Regions from separate parts of the Mus musculus genome. Here region 1 is linked to region 2. Evidence: chromatin contacts called from ENCODE Hi-C data. All regions are on one chromosome and are shown on one strand. Each heading gives the region's core, a stretch centred on a gene start or an enhancer-like site at or near the end of the contact. The rest is flanking DNA. Distances are from core to core; before and after follow the strand shown. Region 1 holds the start of Wfdc18 (WAP four-disulfide core domain 18). Region 2 holds the start of Efcab9 (EF-hand calcium binding domain 9).

Evidence for each region. Hi-C counts contacts between places; a loop is a spot of excess contacts on that map.
Region 1: a map of T-helper 1 cell shows a loop between it and region 2 (46-fold over the local background). The contact joins the promoter of Wfdc18 here to the promoter of Efcab9 in region 2. A Hi-C loop is called at or near these places in 2 of 37 maps with a recorded cell type or tissue (T-helper 1 cell and T-helper 17 cell).

The regions. Positions count from the first base shown.
Region 1 is chr11:83,707,235-83,713,804 of GRCm38, forward strand. It overlaps Wfdc18 (WAP four-disulfide core domain 18), which reads left to right and starts at 1,770. Exons shown (of 3, transcript NM_007969.4): 1 at 1,770-1,965; 2 at 2,623-2,765; 3 at 3,922-4,126. The coding sequence starts at 1,884. The coding sequence ends at 2,765.
Region 2 is chr11:32,522,283-32,529,724 of GRCm38, forward strand. Efcab9 (EF-hand calcium binding domain 9) reads right to left here and starts at 5,292. Exons shown (of 4, transcript NM_027031.3): 1 at 5,103-5,292; 2 at 2,110-2,258; 3 at 1,244-1,420; 4 at 451-701. The coding sequence starts at 5,238. The coding sequence ends at 513.

The DNA.
Region 1 (6,570 bases), core at 520-3,019, about 51 Mb after region 2:
CTAAGGTGTCCCATATCTGTCTCTATCACAACACTGTTCCTCTGTCTCTCATAGCTGACATTGTTTGTGATGATCTATGTCACCTTCTGTGTAGCCTCATTGTCTGTCTTTATTCTTGCTCACGCATCTGGACCTGCCATCCATCTGTCCTCCAGTTCCTTCATCCAGGCCTGGTTCTGCTCTTTGCTTCTGCAGTTTAACTCAACAACTGGACAGCTTTGCTTTCAAGATGATGACATGAAGTAGCCTCACTTGCAGCCATCACAGTTTCTCCAGCTTCTCCACTAAACTCTGGTTCATTAGATCATCAATCTAGATTCTTCTTACATTTCTCTGTATCTCTGCTTCTCAGGACTCTGAAACTTCTTGAATGCTTCTGTGGCCTGTTAGTCTTTTACAGCCCTTTTTGTAGCACACACACACACACACACACACACACACACACACACACACACAACACAGAGAGACACATTTACAGTTTGTTATGTAGTATGTGATCCAAGAGTTAGCAGTAATAATTAGGGTTGAAATAGAAAAAGCTGTGTTTTCTTGGCCAAAGTTGCCAAAGAAAGCAAAACTGTCTGACCAGTTGTTTCCTTACGACTGCTGTGTCTTAAGCTAATTGGTAATTGTGTATACCTTTAATCCCAGAGCTAGTGAGGCACAGGCAGGTGGATCTCTATGGTTGAGGCAAGCCTGGTCTACAGAGCCAGTTCCAGGAAATCCAGGGCAATAGAGAAAAACTCTGTCACAACAAACAAAAAACAAACAACAAAAGCCAAAAAAAACAAAAAACAAGCAAGCAAGCAAACAACAATCAAAACCCCACAACACTGCTGTTGTGAGTTTATGGTTATTCCAAAAACATGGCATTAAAAACAAATAGAAGGGGTTTTGTTTTGTTTGCCTATGTTTTGACATGACATCCACACAACAGAAGGGGAAAGTTACAGATACCCAGGAATGTCTCCTCAACATGATGGAAGGACTGGACACACATGGAACAAAGCATGTAACCAAACAAACCCCCTCAACCTCTGAGAAGGAACCATACAGAAAGAAGACATTCCAAAGTCAGCCCATGGTGTGTAGGGCATTCCCACAGCTCTTGGACTGTGCAACTACAGCTCTGTCTCTGAGTCTATAGTCTGGAGAGCAAAGTAGGCAAGCTCTCTGCTGGGGACAAGAGATTCTGCATGCTCTCCTATGGCTCTCATCCTTCCACTGCTCAAGTATGTAGCCTTCTGTATGAAGACCTGACTTACAGAAAAGCACTGGTCAAAGAACCAGCCATCATACTGGAACCTGACTCTTTATTTTCAACCGACCCCAATCAGTTTGAAGTCTCTGAGTATCCATCTCTTCCGGGAGTGACTTCATTACCTATTCTGCACATAAGAGGGGTCCATATTCCACAGTGTTTAGGTATCATCTATAAAGCCCCAAAGGATAAAATCACCATCTCTCTCTTTATGTAACTGGATGTCCAGGAAGCTTCAGGTACGCCCTGACACTCCTCACTGAGAGTCTCTGCTTCAGCTCATATTCCAAGATGCTGGTATACACAGAACTAAATACTTCCTTGTATGAATATGAGATCATCGCTCATCCAAGAGCCAAGCAGTGATGTAAAGAGGGACACAATGCTAAACTGTGTTCCTGACTTTTTCCTGGTTATTATTTGAACCAACCTAGGAACAATACTCTAATTGTAACTAGAGACAAGTCAGATATGAAATATAAAAAGAGTCAAGTTCTCAGCATACGCCACTGGAAAGCTGTTTTTTCTATATTTCCTGATTGACTGCCTCCTCCCACACCCATGCTTCTACATTTACTGAGGGTATAAATTGCTTCGTGAGTTCAACCCAGTCAGAGCCAACATGAAGACAGCCACAGTCTTTGTTCTGGTAGCTTTGATTTTCATGACAATGACTACTGCCTGGGCTCTGTCTAACCCCAAAGGTAAGTGTGTTAAGGGGATCCAAGCTGAAAACAGAGGGCTCAAAACCCACTAGGACCTGGGGATGAGCTAACACAGGGGGAGAGCCATGTACACACTGAATCAAATTTGCTCCTTTGGGGCTATAATAGTGACTTCTCTACATTTCTTGGAGAAAGAGAGAGACAGACACAGACACAGACACAGACAGACAGACGGACAGGCAGACAGAGGAAAATCTATCTGACAGAAGCTGGCACAGAGATCAGGGCACCTGCCCTAGTTTGGAGATGTGCCTTGCATTTGAGACTTGTGAAAGTACATGCTGAGTGATCAACCATGGGTCTGCAGTGATGAGAGATGTGTGACTGTCACTAGAGATTTTATGGAATCTTCTAAGGTGTAAAGAAGGCGCTGTGATGAGGGAAGTTTCTTTCTACTGAGACTGCATAGGCTGTGGAAGGGCAGAACACTCTCCCAAGGGCAGGAATCAACAGCTGGGCTTAAGTGTGGGACAGGAGCTGGTGAAGCTGAGGGAAGTGCCCTGTGGTGCAGAGGAGGGTACAGAGTATGCCAGTCTCCTGCAGGTGATGAGCCTTCAGATATCCAGCATCAATTCTCAACCTTGCCTTTCTGACTGTGTCAGGCTCTATAAACACCATTGTATGTTTCAAAATTAGAAAAACCTGGCGCTTGTCCTAAGCCGCCCCCACGCAGTTTTGGAACTTGTGATGAACGATGCACAGGAGATGGATCGTGCTCTGGCAACATGAAGTGCTGCAGCAATGGCTGTGGTCATGCCTGCAAACCTCCTGTCTTTTAAGTGAGTATAGTCCTACTTCTTACTTTTCTATTGTTGTGATGAGGCACAATGTCCTAGGAAACTTATAAAAGAAGATTTATTGGGGGTTTACAATTTCAGAGAGTGAGTCCATGACTTTCATGGTGGAAAGCAGGGCAGCAGACAGGTATGCACGGGACTGGAGCATTGATGGCAGGCTTACATCTTCAGAAGCAATCCTGAGGAAGAGAGTGAGATAACTGGGAAGGATGTGAGTCTCTGAAACCTCCCAGCCTGTGCCCTGAGATACAATTCCTCCAACAAATCCATACCTCCCAACATATATTTCCAAAGTGCCAAAACCTGTGAACCTATTATTCAAATATATAAAGCTACAAGGGCCATTATTTTCCGTACTACAACATCCTGTCATGGTATGTCCAAGGGACTGGGTCAGTTTCCAGGGGACTTTCCTTGGACAGCCCCATGGTCTTTGTCCACTAGCTGCACACAAGAGTCTGGATGTGTGCAAGAGAAAGGAACTGGAAGAAGAAGGAAGGAGGACACCAGGTTACATGATCTGTATCCTCTACACTGCAAAGACGGTTCCACCATGACTAAAGTGACACAAGCCACCACAACTTAGATCCACATGGTCATAAACTGGGACTCCTCACTCTTTTCCACCCCAGCCAAAGAGGGTTGACTCTCTGAGGAAAACAAGTGTTCTTGGGAGGGAGAAGTCAATGAGATTAATGGCAACACTTATTTACTGAACACCTTCAAGTCAGGCAGGCATGTGTTACAATGGAGATTCAAAGGTCAATATAACTAGACTGTGGAAACAGTTTGTGTGTCAGTGTGAACTCTGCACAACTTTCTAGTAAGTTCTAACAGTGGTGACTAGCTTTGCCTGGGAAGAATTCAGAGTGGAGTTCAACTAGGAGAAGCTGAAGTTAGGACACGCAAAGCCTAGCAGACAAGGGAGGCAGGATCAGACGGTGGGAGAAATGTGGGCCTCCTTGAACATTTGGAGCATGATTAAAACAGAAAGCTCTGGTGTCTAGGTGGGAGACTCTACAAGAAGCCTACATCCAATCAGCAATGAACTAGCCAGCTGAAAGTGAGGGCTGAACAACTCAAGGTTTATAAACCGAGGAACTGTCATGATCAAATCTATATTGTAAATGTCTTACAGCCATGTGGAAGATGGATCTTTATAAGCAGGACTGATGGCTAGCCCCAGAAGATTTTTTTGAACCTACAGACCCCATGCTTGGCTCCTCCTTAGACCTAGAATTGCATCCTTGGAAGAGGAAGATCTATACTGTGGTGACAGCTTCCTAACGTGTTTGTGTCTAAAATAAACTATCCTTAGCATCCTTCCTGTTGAAGAGTTCTTATTTGTGTATCATATTGACTATTTTATTCACAAGAGCCATCCCTGCAGCCTCCAGAGGGTCCATAAACACAGACAGAGCCCTTAGAATCTCAGTACATTGTAGACAAGGTCCTCCCAAGTAATTCCTCTTCCCCTGCCATGTCTGTATTTACAGACAAGACAGAGGCCACGAGAATATATTCTGGGGGCAGAAGTAAGTCTTATCAAGCAATCAAAATGAACTGAGCATGTTTCACAGAGCAGGCCTGCTGGAGCTGCATTTATTTACTAGGTTATGACGCAGGAGCAGCAGGAAGGGCCCGGTAACTCTATATTCTGAGGCAATACAACATCCTGAAGGATTAGATAGCTAAATCAGGAGTACAATAATGACCTTTGGGGTATTGGTTCTTTTTAGCTTGAGTTAAGAGGCTAGGGAACTAGACCTGTGCGCTCTTTTGAGCATAAAGTAAGAGCCTGGAGAGTTGGATCAGGGGTTAATACTTCATGCTGCTCTTCCAGACGACCTGAGTTCAGTTCCTAGCATCCATATCGGATGGCTTAGAACTTCCCTTAACCCCAGCTCCAGGAGGATCTGATACCTGTAACCTCCTGAGTCACCTGCCCCCATGTGCACCTTTTACCACCCCAACACAATACATCTACTTAAAATAATTTTTCAAACTTTTAAGAAGCATGAATTAGAAACACCAGTTCCTGTGTGCATTGGGAATTAGAACTTAACTAAAATATCTTTAGCAATTTGGGGCCAGTTTCACCAGTTCAGCACTAGTGTCTGGGGTGCTTAGGCCTTCCCCTGACCTTACTGGATGGCATGCAAGTCCCGTCCAGGTTTGATTGTCTGGTTCTCTCAGCGTTGTTTAGGGCTTATGGAGGATTTGTGTAAAGGATCAGTGATAAAAAGAAAAAAGAAAAGAGAAAGCAACCCTACTTTCCAGGGTAGAATCTCACCAGGAAACTTTTAGTGTCTGCTATCTTTCCTAGATCCCTTAACATTGCTGAAGTTTGGTGTCCTCTGTCTGACTCTATCAGAAAACTTCTCCTCTGCCTCACATGTCTTACCTTATAACTTAGTGGCCTATGTCTCCTTCTATGTAGTTCCCCCTAGAATATTTGTTCTACGTCTTGTTCTCTCTGATTCACTAGGCCCGTTTCCTCCAGAAGTCTTGCTAAATGGCAGTTCTGACTCCCAAGTGTCTTGTAGTTTCATCCTTTCTGAGTCCATATTTTCTCCTGAGGGCTCCTCTCCTGTGTGTCTTCAGATGATTTTGTATGGAATCAGGTGGGACATCCCACCCAAAAGAATAGGATATCCCATCATAGGAAGGACTATTGTCTTCTGGGCTCATCTAATCTCAACTTGTCAACCACATATAGTCCAGTCAGTGACTCTGTTTCTCAGCCTCTCTGAACCTCTTTCTGTTTGGGTTCAACCAGACAAACAAGCTGGATATACATTAAGAAAGCTTAGAGTTGGTTCCTGTGGTTGGGGCTTGCCTTGCCAGCTGCAAAGCTGGGCAGACAGCCAGCAGGCCAGGTCAGAATCCCCAGGCAAGAACACCTCCACCAGGGCAGCCACGGCTCCACTCCTCAAGCATCTCCAGTGACTCAGTCTCCCCACCCCAGCTTGTCTAAGCTGGTTTTTCTTAAGGTTTTGAACTCAAAATGACAGCAACATCTAATTAAGCATTTGAATGCTAGCAGGGCAGTGGTAGCACACACCTTTAATCCCAGCACTTGGAAGGCAGAGGCAGGCAGAATTCTGAGTTCGAGGCCAGCTTGGTCTACAGAGTGAGTTCCGGGGAAGCCAGGACTACACAGAGAAATCCTGTCTCAAAAAACAAACAAACAAAAACCCATTCGAATGGTAGACTGTAACATAACTGAGTTGACACACAAAACTGAATACCACAGTGCCCTTGACTGAGTGTATCCCTTCTTCAATAGCCTTCACCCTTGGGTGCTATATTAGCTTAACTTCAGTGTTGGGGAATGGGGACGTGGGAAATGGAAGAAGTTCTTAGAGATGGTAGACCAGCCTCCATCTATCATACGCCTCTCTAGTAATAGTCCATCATTCTGACACCACACAGGACTGGTTCTGTTGGTTTCTTCCAGCAGCAATCTTCCTGAGACAATGTGGGTCAAGAGAGAGCAGAGCATAATCCAAAAGCCTTCCTTCAGTCTAGTGTCTCTCTGTGGTCTGAATCCCCTTCTGCAGTAAGTCAAACATCTACTCCCTTGCAAACACAATACACCAGACTTTCTCCTCAAGGGTCTTACCATCATTTTGTTTACTGCAAAAGGTTTCAGAGATACCCAAAGAAGCTAAGAGACACCTCATGGATCAAAGAAAGACAAGACCATCAATCGGGTTTTCAGGCAGACCTCAAAGTGCTCAAAACTAGCTTCCAAGAATGAAAAGAGCAGTTCCATGGTGGCCGG
Region 2 (7,442 bases), core at 4,042-6,541:
AGCTGACATCCTGGTTGGCAAGTTAAGAGGCTACTTTTAACTTCTGGGCTCCATAGCCATCAGGTCTCTGTGTGCACAGCCAGCTAAAAAGCAGAAAATGGTCCTATGAACAGCATGGCTGTTTGGGGCTGAAAGTGTAGCTCAGACATAGACACCCACTTTGGTAGCTGGGCATGAAAGAACACACCTTGTAATTTTAGCACTTGAGAGTTGGAGGCAAGAGGAGCAGGAGCTTAAGGTGAGCTTCAACCATTTAGTAAGTTTGAAGCCAGCCTGGGCTACATGAGGCCCAAATAAATTTTTTTTAATTAAAATTAAAAAGTACTGAGTTTGAATAGAACACACCTTTCATCTAAGCACTCAGGAGGAGAACCTCTATGAGTCTGAGACCAGCCTGATCCCGAGTCAATGAATAAATGAAACAGACAGACAGACAGACAGACAGACATGCACTTCGATGCTCTACTTCATTGTGGCCATGTTCATTTTAATTATCCATGCTCACTCGTGTGTCACAGGATACTCCTGTGGCTTAACATAGATGAATATATCTTCTTGAGATGAAGATACTTCTCTTTATCTTTCCCTTTCTCTTTTTCTCTCTCTCTCGCTGCCTCTCTGTCTTTCCTCCTTTTCTTTCTGTCTATGGATTTGTCGGTGCAGAAGATTGTGTACAGCTTAAATTCCTTGTAATTAAGCAGCTATGATTGGGTGAGGGAGAAAAATATTATAAAGTTTATGGTAACTGGTGGTAATTGTGTGGTACTCTGGGTGCTTACAAACTTAGAGGTGTAGGAATTGGGGCAGTTAGAGGCTGAGTGGGGCCCAGGAACAGTCAAGTCTGTTGCAGACCATGGGAGCAGGGTCATTTTGTCAGATTTCTGTATCAGCTACTACTGTGGTCACCTGCTTCCCTTTACAAAGACAGAAGTCACCATCCTCCCAGAGCCTCTTCAGAATTTTTCTCACTTGGTTCTACTAGCGTAGAATTTCTTCTTTCTGCTTATTCAAATCTATAAACACTTCTCTGGCCACCATGTTATCACTACCTCCTCCAAACCTCTCTAATGGTGTGTCCACACTACATAATACAGAACTTAGCCAAGCCTTTCTCTCCCAGGCAGGGCCTGTTGGTCTCTGGCTCTTCCCAGTCCCAGCCTGTTTGCCAGGTTCATCCACATCTTTCCCACTGCTGACACAGGCCATGGCCCTCGGCCCACAATTCCCAAATTTCTCCACTTACTCGGTCACCTGTGATGTCAAAGTCATGGAAAAGGTCTCGGAGTTCCTGCTTTTTAATATTGAAGAGAAATCTGTAGTTTTGGAAATTGGCCGCACCTATATTCATCTCCCCGTCCAGATCAAGCAGCTCAAAGACTGGCCGGGAATGGCGGTACATAAAGTGGTCTTCCAGATGGTCCTGTTTTGAGAGAAATGTGTGAGAATTTTGGTGCTACCTTTAAGATGTTGCACCAAGGTTTGTTTATATAGCCGCAAGACATTTCCTAGAGAGCTTAGAGCAAAAGGCAAACTCGCAAACCTGGGGAAAGAGCTGTGTGAAGAGAGACAAGGCTCAAGAGAAACTTGAAAGTGATCAATTATGCTTAATTAACAACCCAAGCTGCCACCAAGCATCAACCATCTCTCAAAGCCTTGACCTTGTTACTTGGGCAAGGTCCCTGTGTTCAAGGAGCACAAGCTAGTGTCTCTTGGCAAGGTGAAACACAGAGAACACACCTCTTCCTTTTCTTTCGGCCTCCGCATTAAAGTCTCTGAGCCAAGGGACCAGGGCAGGGGTGAGTGAGGCACTTGGGAATGCTTTGAAACCTGTTGGAGGACAGGCAGGCCAAGAAAGGTGGGCAGGGGCAATGTTTTCCTTACAAGGTGAGACAGGACGGAGGGCTGAAGATGAGTGGCCACTGTAAAGAGAAGCTGGGAAGGTGCTGGAGTGTCCAGGAACCAAAACGGAATTTCCCGTGGTGTTCCTTCCACTTCACCATGTAGTGGTAAGAAGGTGTCCCACTGTGCTTTCCCCTCAGTATCTCCTTTACCAGGGAAGCCAACAGCTCAGCCCCCTCTCACCTGCCCTAGGCCTGCCGTGGTACTCACCTGATGTGCCAGCAGTATGCAAATCAACACATAGAACTGGTCAAAACCAATCTCTCCTACAGCTGTCCAGTCCAGGAGGTCAAATATCATCCCGATCTGTGACTTGTTCAGGTTAGTCACGTGCTGGAGGAAATGAAAGAAGAGCACATCTGGGGAAGGAGAGGAGAACGAGACGGATGCTTTAGAACAGTCCTAAAATACTAAAGCAGGAGCCACAGAAGACAGCAGTTGTGCAGAGTTCGCTGCCAGGAAGCATGACAATGGTTTGTTTCGGGCTTTATGTTGAACCTTCCACAACTCCACAAGCCTTAAGTTGCCTTTGCTGTGGAAAAGAAGTGTGCCAAGGTCTGGAAGCTGTGTGACAGTTGACTTACATGCCCAGACAGCATAGGGCTGGTCAGTGCTCAGTCACCCATGACAGGCAAGGTGCTGATGAGTGACAGAGAGCTCTTTGCTAGAGGAGAGAAGGCTTCATTCTTACTCTGCTAAAGACGTTGACATTTGGGGATGGAGAGATGGCTCTGCCAGGAAAGACACTTGTCATGCAAGCCTGGAGACCAGAGTTTGATTCTCAGAACCCTCACAAAAGTGTAAAGGAAAAAATGAACTCCCCAAAGTTGTCCTCTGACCTTCCCATGCACACACACATCCACACACATCCTGCACATACAGACAGGGACACAAAATAAGTTTTAAAGATGCTAATGTTTACCTCAGTCTTTCCCCATGGTTCTTTTAATCAGAATGGGAAAGTCAGAAATGAGTCCCTAGAGTGTTTGTGCTTCCTCAGAGCAAAGGCTTCTGGCCATGGAGGGAGGGAGCCTTCCTGTGCTTTAAGCAAGCCCTGAGAACCTGATGAGGATGGCTGTAGCACACCCCATTGTAAGCCCATCAACCTGCTTAAGGGACTTGTCAAGCTACAGTTCCTGCTTCAGGAGGTATAACATGGGACAGAGTCCACGCTGCTCTGAGCTCTGGTGTGATGTAGCTGCTGCTGTTGGTCTGTGGGTCTCAGTGGCAGAGAGTCAGCCTAGTGGACTGTACACTACTAAAATAAAGCTGCCTCTTTTGTGCATTATTAGTTAACACATACTCAACCAGATACATAGCCGAGGAAAGAACTGTAACTTTCAGAACAGGACTTTTCCTTTCTTTTCATTTGTTTTTGCTTTTTTTTTGTTGGGTTTTTTTGTTTTGTTTTTTTTTTTGTGTTTTTGTTTGTTTGTTTGTTTTTTGTTTTTTGTTTTTGTTTGTTTGTTTTTTGAGACAGGGTTTCTCTGTGTAGCCCCGGCTGTCCTGGAACTCACTCTGTAGACCATGCTGGCCTCGAACTCAGAAATTTGCCTGCCTCTGCCTCCCAAGTGCTGGAACTAAAGGCGTGCACCACTACTGCCTGGCTTTGGGATTTTCAAGTGTGACTTTCTGTGTGGTTTCTCCTCTATCCTTTAGTTTTGTAGTTGATACAGAATCTTATTGACAGCTGACCTGGAGCTCACTAAGTGAAGACTCAGCTGGTCTCAACCATGTGGCTATCCCGCCCATCTTCCCCTCGAATCTTCATTATCAAGGTTATCTGGAGACCTGGGTGCAGTGGCTCCTGCCAAAAAATCTCAGCACCCAGAAGGCTGAGGCAGAAGGATTGCCATTGGCGCAAGCCCAACTCTAATGGCTTATAGAGTCAGACCCTACCCTTTTCTGGCCTCCATGGGTACAAGGCATAAAAGTGGTATACAGACATACATGCGGCCAAACATGCACATAAAAACAAAACAAAGCAAAACAACAACAACAACAAAATAACCAAAAGCTACCTCTGGGCTCTGCTGAGTATGTAAGACACAAATGTCATCTCTGTCATTTGGAATCTCAGTTGGAAGCAGGCAGGGGCACAGTGAGTCTATGGTCACAATGTCCTGTGTGGTCCACCAGGTGTGAACACTCAGAGCAACATACTGTATACACACAGGTGCCAGGGTGCTCCTGGAGACATGTCCTGGGGGAACTTGTACCTATGGAATCAGTGCTGTTTTGCAGTAAGATGACTCTGGACACCCAAATCCCCAATGCCTAAAGCTGCTTTCCCAGGAAGCAAAACCGTAAAGCTGTGCTGTCTCTCGCTCAGGTCACTGTCCCTACCCTTGGTGATCAGACAGCAGGTGTGGACCTTCTGGATATTGTGTCGTCGGGGAATTGTGTGGTTACTAGGGAGATGAGACTCTGTTCCACAAATGCCCTAAGGAGACAGTGTGGCTCAGTTTTCTGAGGGATAGCTTGGTGCCTGAAACTGCCTTTCTCTGGGCCAGGAAAGAGTGGTCTCCCATCCCGTGCCAATCTGTACACACAGAGGAAAGCAGGCTCAACACTTGTGAGGAAAAGGTGTCTTCCATTCAGGTTTCTTCCATTCTTTTCATTACTGGGACCTGGGTCAAAGCTGTCTACTGCTGAGCTACAGCCTCTCCCTGGTTACTGACGAATGGACTCAAAACTCTTTACAGAGGGTTTGGGTGTTGCATTGGTCTAGAAATCTTATTTAAACCAAGGCTCAGAAAGAACCCAGGGTGTTTGAGTCTGGCCTTCTGTTAGTTTATGGACTCAGTTACAGAGCTGATGGGCAGTATTTTGGGGAACTCCCAAGTAGCACAGATGAATCTGGTTAAAATCAGTGGATCTCAAACAAACAAACCAAATGACATGAATGTGGAAAAGGACCCTCGGAGGAGGAGGGAGATGACAGGTGGGAGAACACGAGAGGGTAGAAGAAATTGGGCCTCAAGGAGGAGATGACATTCTCATTGAATCACCAAGGAACTGTGGGTAGAGCCCAGCCTGAACACACAGCCTGAGGTAATCCTCTACACCGAACTGCCATCGGTCTCCTTCTGCAGTTCTCTCTGAGCTTCCTCCACAAGATGAAATAAAAGTTAAGGAGATGGTTCTGGGTTCAGTGTGGGGTGGGTGGGGGTAGGGGGCAGGGGTGGGGTGGGGGGACTGACCATTCAAGGTGTTCCTGTGGTGCACATCCAGAAGATGAAAGTACACCATCAAGGCTTTCACGTTTCTCAAAGACAGTAAGCAGTAGATTTTGTCCATGTAAAGGTACCACAGAAAACACCCCGGAGTCAGTTTCATGGCGGCAGCTTTCAGCCGGAGGCTCTGGCAACCTGATACAGAATGGAGAATTCTGCCTCAGAACTAGAATGTTGGACAGGGTCCCCAAGATGACCTGGCAGAACTGGAGGGGACAATAAGGGTGAATGGAATGGCTTGTCACCACTCTCCAGCTTCACTGTGGGTCTTTCCTGACTTCTTATGGCATTTTTCTCTTCCTCTACAGCAGCCATTCTAATCACAGGATGCCCAGACAAGAAGGATGCACTTGAGCTGAGTGCCACAGCAGCTTGGGGAGCCATGCTAAACGGTGTGCTCATTAGGAAGAAAAATGGAGACTCACGTGCACAGAAAGATCCTGAAACAAGTATACTAATACAAAGCCAAAGAGAAGAAATGCATGTTATATAAATGTTAAAATTATATAATATCCATATATATAGCAGAATGTTCATTCCCTACATTTGATTATATATGTATATGGAGAGAAAGATATTGTCCCACAATCAATATCCTGGCCCACCTGGAACTCACTATGTAGACCAGGCTGGGCTTGAACTCACAGAGATTCGCTTGCCTCTGCCTCTCCAGTGCTGGGACTAAAGGCATATGCAACTATGCTCAGCTCGAGAAGGAATGTTATTTTTAAAAGATTTTATTTATTGTATTTATATGAGCACACTGCAGCTGTCTTCAGACACACCAGAAGAGGGCATGGGATCCCATTACAGATGGTTATGAACTACCATGTGGTTGCTGGAAATTAAACTCGGGACCTCTGGAAGAGCAGTCAGTGCTCTGAAGAACATTCAGTGCTCTTAACCATTGAGCCATTTCTCCAGCCCTCAAGAAAGAATTTTCAAAAGGCCAAAGTGTAGTGAGCCAGAAGTCAATGCAGAATGCCTGCGTAACGATATCAGCATTTCCCTCTGTTTTTTCACAGTGGATGGTTTCAGGCCTGTCCAGAGGCAAACTGGTTAGGAGCTCAAGCTTCTTGTACATCAGTCACTCAGGTCAACAGTGACCGGTTCAGAACAGTCCCTGCTCATGGACATTCATTCCACCCATCAGGGTTCCTGGGTCATTTGGAAGCAAGTTTCAAACAAAACAGCCTCTGGGCATATGTTTGAGTGCATATTCTAAAAAGCATGAGTCTTCACCGTTATCACCCCACACGGCAGGTAGTCATCTCTAACACCCTAAAAACCACATCAGCATTCAGTGTCCATAACTGTTTCTGAGAATTCTGAAGAGCACTGGCATGATAGAATATGCCTTTAATCCCAGCACTCAGGAAGCAGAGGCAGGAGGATCCTTGTGAGTTCAAGGCCAACCTACAAATTGATTTCCAGGGACAGCCAGGAATCCTGTTCTTGAATCCTACACAGAGAATCCTGTTCTTGAAAGCAACAACAACAAGCCAGGTGGTGGTGGCTCACGCCTTTAATCCCAGCACTCAGGAGGCAGAGGCAGGTGGATTTCTGAGTTCGAAGCCAGCCTGGTCTACAAAGTGAGTTCCAGGACAGCCAGGGCTATACAGAGAAACCCTGTCTCGAAAAAGCAAAAAAAAAAAAAAAAAAAAAAAAAAAAAAGAGAGAGAGAGAGAGAACAACAACAAAAATGGGGGGGGGGAGACCGACATCTAAAGAGCTGACTGACTATTTCAATCAGGACCCATTATGCTTCATAAGCCATTTCATCTCTCAAACTTGTAGGTTTCTTTTTCTTATACTTTGTGTTTTAAAACTTTATTGGTTATGGTGTGAAAGTGTATATACACAGGTGTGTGCACCATGGCTGTGGGCCTTCTCCAGCTCACAACACTCCTTTTGTATATGGTTATCTGTATGCATACATATGCACATAGATGTACACATAGATGTGTGCATACACACTGTTCTATCTAACCTTATAAATCATGGGGCCCTCTGATGTTATTACTGATTGGTTAAAACACCAGACAACACCCTGAACTTATGACTTGTGTGTGCCAAGAGTGAAGTAGTCTTGTGAGACAGATCCTTTGGCCTTAGGCTTGGTGAAGAATGGAAAGTCATCTGTAGGAAAGTGTGGCAGGAGGTCAGAAAGGATTTCAGTTGATTCTTAGCATCTCTGTGCCTTTGCTCAGATAGAGGAAGGAGATGGGGACCCATTGAATGAAGGGCAAGAAAGTGACGAATTTTGAGGTCAGATGTCCTCAACTCCATCATTTCCATATGTCAGCT